Regions from separate parts of the Homo sapiens genome. Here all the other regions are linked to region 1. Evidence: chromatin loops called from intact Hi-C (ENCODE). Cell type or tissue: sigmoid colon. All regions are shown on one strand. Region 1 has its middle 3.4 kb from the start of HOXB8. Region 2 has its middle 2.7 kb from the start of IGF2BP1. Region 3 has its middle 5.1 kb from the start of PRAC1.

Region 1 (2,500 bases):
TGCCCCATCCTGGGCTACCCAGGCCCAGCCGGTGCTGACAGCAAAGACAGAAGGTCGGTTTCTGCCTAAAGCAAACGCTCAGCGAGGCTGGAACAGAGGGGAGTGCTGCGTGGTAGGGGCGAGGGCGCTTGGAGGGGCCTCTGCCTGCAGCGTCTGGGTCCCCAGCCCAGGGCTGCTTCTTTAAAGACAAACAAAGGCGAAGATGCGGAGGCTCGGAAGCCGGAGATGGGGAAATCAGTTGTCATAAAAGAGAGATTCAGAGAGGGACACCGCCAGAGTGCGAGGCAGAGAGAAGCCGGGAGAGGAATTCAATGCCGTGTGCGCAGCAATAAAATAATATGACCGCTATAAAAGTTTATAGCGTATAAATTTCTGAAGGTTAAGAAACTAAACAGCAGCAAAGCAAACAGCGAGGGGAAACTTTCCGGAGCTGAGAGAGCCGCAGCTGGGCCGGGGCTCCCGGCCTGGCGGGGGAATGGGTGGGCCCCGCTCCGGCAGCCTTCACCCTCACCCGCACAGAACACGGGGCTCCGGGCTTCCGGGGCGGGGGGTGGCAGGGGGCAGAGAGGGAGAAGAGAGAAGCCGGGAAAGAACACTTTGTTGTCGCAAATGCTTCAGAAATTGCAACTGGGGCTCTTGTCTTTGTTCTTCACACCCCCTCCAGAATCAGGCGTCGGAAACGAGGAGCCTCCTGCGCGCGCGCGCACACACACACACACACACACACACACACACACACACACACACACACTCAGGTCCGGCGGGGCCAGACGTCTGGGCGCGGGCAGCCTCTTGATTCTTTTACAGTCTCATCCTATCCTCTCAGGCCTCCTCTCCCCCGACAAAAAGCCCAACTGTTTCTCCTCAGAATTTGAAACAATCGCGTGGAGTTTGAAAACTGCTCGGTCCCCCTTTTTACAGGCCATAAAGGGCGCACTGCTTTGCGGTCTCCGCTAGAAATTAGGGGCAGGGGTGGGAGGTGTACGTAGAAAGAAAAAAGCTTAGGGCTTCTTTTTTTTCCTCCCCTCTGTTGTGTTTTTTTTCTATTTTTTAGCTTATCTACACAATTTCATGAACCGTTTCCTGATTCCGATGCCCACTCCCTATCCCTCCCCTTTTACTGCTAGTTATGAAAGTTTCTCCTGCTGGCCACCTCTGCGGCTGCTCTCCCAGAAAACTGGTGGAGCCGGTGGCTGCGGCGCCTTTTCGCAGAGCAGCCGCTAGATGGCACCCTTGCTCCATGTGAAACTCCCTGGAGCGGCAGCTGCGGATGTCTGCTCCCGGCACCGCGCCTTGGTCGGCCCTGAATCCAGGAACTGAGTGCTACCAAAAGTCATGAATAATTTGTACCTAATAAAAAAAATAGGGCTCGTTATGGCCTTACCCCCATTTTATAGATTTCAGTTATAGTAGTGTTCCCCCATCTCCTCAAATGGTCAATTTTCTGAATTTTCCCCAAGAGGAGGGCTCAGTGATTCTCACCCAGTTGCTGTGTTCGGTGGGGCAACAAATGCGTGAAAACGGGGAATAATAGTAATAATAGGAATAATGGGTCCAAATCCAAAAGGAGAATTGATTCGAAACAACGAGATTTTCCGTGAAAGGAGGCGAAAGGAATGTCCCTGGATGCGGGTCAGCAGGTCAGGTGAGAGGGGCTAGCCGGCAAAAGAAGGTAGGATGGAGAGGAAGCTGCCCATCGGCTGGAGAGAAAATCACGTAAGCCAGCCCGAGACCCCCCAGTTTGTGTGTGTGGGGGAATGGAGCCATAGCTTTTGTGGGGATTCGGAGATGCCCAAAGCCGGCAGGGCGGCTTCGCACGGGCGCAAGCTCTGGAGCCTTTGTATGAGTCCAGGGCTGGGCTGGGCTCGCGCAGGGCGACCTAGGCACGGGGCAGGGGCTCCCCAGGGCAGCAGGGTGCGGGAAGGCTCGGATGTGGTCTCTGGATGCTTTGCGCGCTCCCAAAGAATGCGCGTTTTCCCATGGGCGCGAAGGCGGGCGCGGCGTCAGGACGCAGGAGCTCTGTTCTCCCTGGGTTCCTGGGCTTCCAGGTGAGAGGTGCGGCTTCAGTGCGCCTTGGCCCTGGCCGCAGGCAAACCTGGGGGCGCCGGTCCTTTCCTCATTGAGCAGCTGGAGGTCTGGACTCCGGGCACTTTCGTTCTGAGACCCGCACCCTGGTTGTTCACAGCCCCTTGCATTCCAAATCTCCTGTGTCCTCCCGGCCCCGCCGGATCCCTGCCTTCCATCCGACAAACCTGCGCCAGCAATAGATACTCCCACCCCCTCAAAATCACCCCAGCTGCAGCCTCTCCTCTCCCCCACCAGGACTTAGTGCAAGGAGGTAAGCGGAGTTTCTCCTCAACTTGAGTTTCTCTAATAAATCTGCGCTCCGCTGGGTGTTTATAAATTGTCTCCTCGCTCTTTCGTTTTTTTTTTTTTTTTTTCCTATAACAGAAACATTTTCCTTCCATCAGGAATTTCTGGCACGGTGTAGAGATGATTT
Region 2 (2,500 bases), 380 kb before region 1:
CAAGCCCCGGCTCCACGGCGGAGCGGCGAGCGAGGCCAACGAGTTTCTAGCGGCGGAGGCTGGGATGGCGCCAGGGGTGGCCGAGAGCGCGGCCCGGAGACCCTGGAACCCCCTCGCCCAGGGAACGGGGAAAAAGGAGGGGTCGACCCCCAGAAATTCTGGAATCCCCTTGAACAGGGCGAAAACTGGGGTGTTACTCCGGACTCTGTGGGAGGGAGGATAATTCTAGCGGGGGCACGCGTGCTGGGAGGGCAGGTGAGGAAGGGGGTCACTCCCCTTCCCCAGTCCCCGACCCCATTGTCTCAGTCGCCTGCGGCCCGGGCCGACTCCGCAACACGTGTTGACTACACCGATATGAATGCCTTGAATTTTTTTTATTGTTATTATTTTTCGTTTGCAGAGTCTGAGCTGACTCCGACTTTGGCTCACCGCTCTGCGGCCGGACGATTGTATGCCATTCAAAAAGTCGGGAGTTGAAAGACAGCACGCAGCACCTTTGTCCCCCTCCCCGTTTTCCCGGCGCGCTGAAAAGAAATGGGGCTGGGACTTAGGGGCGGGGGAGGGCTTCCAACTCGGTTTCTCTATATCCTCCACCACCTTAGAGCCCACCCTCCCCAATGAGCGTTTTGTTCTACCCAGCCACGTGTTTGTCGGATTTTTGTTTTTGTGATTTTTTTTTCCCATGGAACAACAAGAATTAAAGTACTAGGAGCTATTTGTTGTTGAGTAGAAAGAGAATATTTTCTGTCCAAGAAGGTGGGAGACATCTGTGTCTCACCCCCACACACACACCTCCGACCCTCCCCCCTTATCTGACTCTTAATACTTAGCTGTTGGTCACAAGCATTATTTTTAAACAAACCAATGAGTAGGAAACAGGCATGCCACATAGTAGGCACTCAATAAACATTTTTTTAAATGAAAAACAAGCTAATACAAACAGCACAGCAAAGAGAATTGATGAAAATTAGAGTCCAGGGGGGAAAAAATTATCTTGGCCAGAACGTGTGGCTCTGTTGCCCGGGAACTTTTCTTGGTGATGTGTGTAGACTTTTGAAAGGGCTAAAAGATGGTCTCAAAAAGGCTGTTGTATTTCTTGGCCTTTTCCTAAAGAGGAGCCCCAATCTCCTTAAATCTTTTCTGTTATATTGGGGAACAAGGAGGAGGGCAACTAGGCAGATCATCCCAGTTCCCAGAAACTTTAAGTGCTGTTTCTTTCATTTAATTTGAATCTTTAGGTGCTAATAAAAGCACTTCTCAGATTGTCTCCCTGGGGGACATATCCACTACTCTGCCTCTGTATGCCTAAAACAAAAGCAAGTTACACCCCATAAAAATCTCCATCCAGACCTCTAAACTCCTATAAAATGCAGTCCACTTTTTACTATCCTAGAGTCAATGGGAAACAACATTTTTAAAAATAATCAGTGAATTCAGTTCACTTTCAGGTTGATTTTTTTCCATGTAAAAATATACTAACTAAATGTTAGCTGAAATCAGTTTTAATGTATTTAAGATAACGTTAGAAGAGAATATATAAATTTCACTTGAACAATCTGCTATTTTTAAATCCTTTTAAATATTTAATTAAAAATTACCAATAATTGCTAAATTGAAACTGATTAGTTCTTTTTAAAAAATCAGCTGTTTTACTGAATTCTAATCCTCTCCACCCCCCAAAAAAAGGCTTATGTGTGTATAGTCAGAAGCTGCAAAGGCTGCAAGAATACAAGAGAGGAGACAACAGGGGTGAGATACAGATCTTTTTAGCCCCCAAATCAGTTTTGCCTTAGTGACCTGGCTATTTTAGGCTGGGGTTGGGGGAACTAAATCACATTGATTGGTGTTTCATCTCTCCCTTTTGAATGAGCCCAGCACTCACATTAAGGGTTATTTCTTATCTAGACTGACATTCCTAGGTTAGGGATAAAAATGGGCAGACTTGAGGTACCATAACTTTTCATCTTTCTTTTCTTTGTTTTTGTTAACATTAAAGATTACTATCAAATATTGTATTTATTTTCAATTTTTTTTCTACATTGCTTCTTTGGGACAGATAAATCTTTAGTGCAGAGTTACACTTGTGTAAGAGTTAAAAATATAGCTACAGGATTAAATGGTTTTTTCTTTAATAATTATCCTTTATAATACATATCGTATATAATATATATTGTATATTCTACATAGTAATATTAATACTGTTATACCTCTTCCTCTTCTTGTTCTCCTCCTCTTCCTCCTCTTCTTTATTTTTTCCTGGAGAACAGTTTGGTCTAGTTATGGAATTTAATTATCTGAATTCAGAAACACTGACATTTGACTCCATTTTAAAGATAGGATAATAATCCATTTTCCTCCAATGTGAATATACAAATACATGCAGAGAGGAAAAAAAAAGTTTGAGAGAATAAACCAACTTTTTTAAAGATGAAAATAAAAGAATATTTTTCTTGGAGAAATAAGCCAAGTTAAAAAAAGGAAAGACAAAAAGGAAAGAAAA
Region 3 (2,500 bases), 99 kb before region 1:
TCTGCCTTTGTCTGACCTTCGGGGAAAAGAGGCGTGGGCGCCTGGGTCAAGTTCACGGACCTGGTCTGTGTCTTTTAGGACAAGCGGGGGCACCGTTCCCATTCTGACGAGGAGGGTTCTAAGCATTTGGGACAGTGTGGGGGCGAAAATGAAGCTGCGAGAAAGGACTTTCAATCTTAATCTGTTGCCCTAGTCTCACATCCCCTCCCCCTCCCGCAGCCCTGTAGAGGAGAAATAATTAGATCCGAAGGGAAGCCTTTGATTTGGAAAAATGCGAAGGTCTCATGGAATGAGCTTCCCAGAAATGGTCTTTGGCACTTGGGTAGTTTTGCGTTGAGTTCGGTGCCGGCGTTTATGAAAGTTAAGGATTTGCAGTATTCGGCACAGCGGTTTCTGTGGAATTCGATTCAGAGCAAACGAGATCACATCTACATTGCTTTCCAAAAAGCTTCAGACTCAACACATTGAAATAATTTTCCCCAACATCCTGGTTCCTACCCACCCCCCCCCCCTTTTTTTTTTTACAGGGCCTGATGCAAAATGATGTTCCTGCCCCTTAAAAAAAAAAAAAAAGAGCCTCAAAGTGGAAAAAAAAACTATCCCGATCGCAGCAAGTAGAACACGGGTCTTAAAACACAGAGCTACTTTTAAAACTTTTTTATAAACAGCCCCTTTTAAATTAAAAAAATTGTTTCAACGTGTATGTTTTATAATTTTTAACCACTGTTAATAGTTACTTTTTGTTCCCCTTCCCCTCAACCTAGTTATACACAACCTAATTTGGTTTGAAAACATACTGTACATTTTCTGTGTCCTAAGCAATTCCTCAAGTTATTGCAGTCTTCTAAGTGCTATTTTTAGATTGCATAATATGCAATGAAAGAAGTTGTCATAATTTAGAAAACGATTTCCCTAAAGTTAGTCTTTTAGGCTGTACCCATATTTAAAAAGAGGAGTTTCAGCTGGACACCGCAGCTGACCTATAATCTCAACACTTTGGGAGGACAAGATGGGAGGATTGCTTGTGGCCAGGAGTTCAAAACCACCGTGGGCAATATAGCCAGATTCCGTCTCTACAATTTTTTTTTTTTAATTAGCCAGGCATGGTGGCACTTGCCTGTAGTCCCAGCTACTCCGGAGGCAGAGGTAGGAAGATCGCCAGGGAGTTTCAGGCTGCAGTGAGCCTTGATCCTGCCATTGCACTCCAGCCTAGTCTACTCCAGCTTGGTCAACAGAGCAAGACCCTGTCTCTAGAAAATAAATAAATAAAATGAAGAATTTCTTTTCCTGATTAGAAAAGTACTCCAGCTTGGTCAACAGAGCAAGACCCTGTCTCTAGAAAACAAACAAATGAAAAGAAGAAATTTTTTTCTTGATTAGAAAAGTAACACATTCTTATTATTAAGAATTTCAAAATATAAAAATAATTATAAAGAAGGAAATAAAATTCACCCCATATACTACCACCCAAAGTTTACCAAGCTACTCTTTTGTTATATTTTCTTCAGTTATTTTTCCTTGCACATATGTACAATTTCAAAACTGAGATTCTGCAAGAATTTTTTTGTCTTGCCTTTTATTTAATGTTAGATTATGAACATTTCCCAGTGTTATTAAATATTCTTCAAAAGCTTGATTTTAATGATTGCATTTATTTATCTAAAAATCATTTCGATTTTTTGTTTCCATGTTTACTTTTAAAAATAATTCCTAAGAGTGAAATTGTTATGCCACTGAGTATGTTTGTTAGAGACATGAGAGTAGTATCCCCTGAAATAGAATGCTTCAAAAATTCTAGGTTAAAAATTCCCCCTTCTGAAATAGCCAGATGTGGTGCATACCTGTAGTCCTAGCTACTCAGGAGGCTGAAGTGGCAGGATTGCTTAAGCCCGGGAGTTCGAGGCTGCAATGAGCTTCTCTCTCTCTCTCTCTCTTTTGAGACAGGGTCTTGCTCTGTTGCCCAGGCTGGAGTGCAGTGGTGTGATCACTGTTCTCTGCAGCCTCAACCTCCCAGGCTCAAGTGATCCTCCCCCTCCCACCTCAGCCTCCCAGGTAGCTGAGACTACAGGTGTGCACCACCAAGCCCAGCTAATTTTTTGTATTTTTGGTAGAGATGGGGTTTTGCCATATTTCCCAGGCTGGTCTCGAACTCCTGGGCTCAAGTGATCCCCCTGCCTCGGCCTCCCAAAGTGCTAGGATTACAGGCATGAGCCATGAGGCCCAGCAGACACTGTGTCTTAAAAAAAAAAAAAAGTCCCCATTGTTAGAAGGAAATAAAAGGGGGCCTTTTAAGGTGCTCAAAATGTTCCGTGTTTTGATCAAGGTGGTGGTTATGTGCCTGTATACATGTGTAAAAATTCATTAAACTAAACATTCAAGATTTGTGTGTTTTACTTTTAAAATTTTAACACTGCTCTCCCACCCCCTGAAAGCCTGTGCCTGTTTACAAAGAAAAAGAGCAATGCAGGAAATAGGTGGAGGAAGCAAAGAAGGGGTGGGA

The links. Peaks named below come from ENCODE experiments on the same cell type or tissue, not always from the same donor. Only the 100,000 strongest peaks of a DNase experiment are listed, where the experiment ranks them.
Region 2: a loop joins it to region 1, with 3 times the contacts of the local background. A loop is called at or near these places in 6 of 110 quality-filtered maps.
Region 3: a loop joins it to region 1, with 3.0 times the contacts of the local background. A loop is called at or near these places in 4 of 110 quality-filtered maps.

Annotation. Positions count from the first base shown.
Region 1 is chr17:48,617,475-48,619,974 of GRCh38, reverse strand. No RefSeq gene overlaps it. Among named protein-coding and RNA genes, the nearest start is that of HOXB8, 3.4 kb to the right of the region's middle. RefSeq lists an enhancer at 1,942-2,465. In sigmoid colon, CTCF peaks have their summits at 1,010 and 1,211 (motif pointing right); DNase peaks (open chromatin) are centred at 1,244 and 2,079; H3K27ac peaks cover 598 bases; H3K27me3 peaks cover 2,500 bases.
Region 2 is chr17:48,993,483-48,995,982 of GRCh38, reverse strand. No RefSeq gene overlaps it. Among named protein-coding and RNA genes, the nearest start is that of IGF2BP1, 2.7 kb to the left of the region's middle. In sigmoid colon, no CTCF peak of the experiment used is centred here; no DNase peak of the experiment used is centred here; H3K27me3 peaks cover 2,500 bases.
Region 3 is chr17:48,716,214-48,718,713 of GRCh38, reverse strand. It overlaps a transcript of PRAC2 not described here. Among named protein-coding and RNA genes, the nearest start is that of PRAC1, 5.1 kb to the left of the region's middle. In sigmoid colon, no CTCF peak of the experiment used is centred here; no DNase peak of the experiment used is centred here; H3K4me3 peaks cover 313 bases; H3K27ac peaks cover 647 bases; H3K27me3 peaks cover 2,500 bases.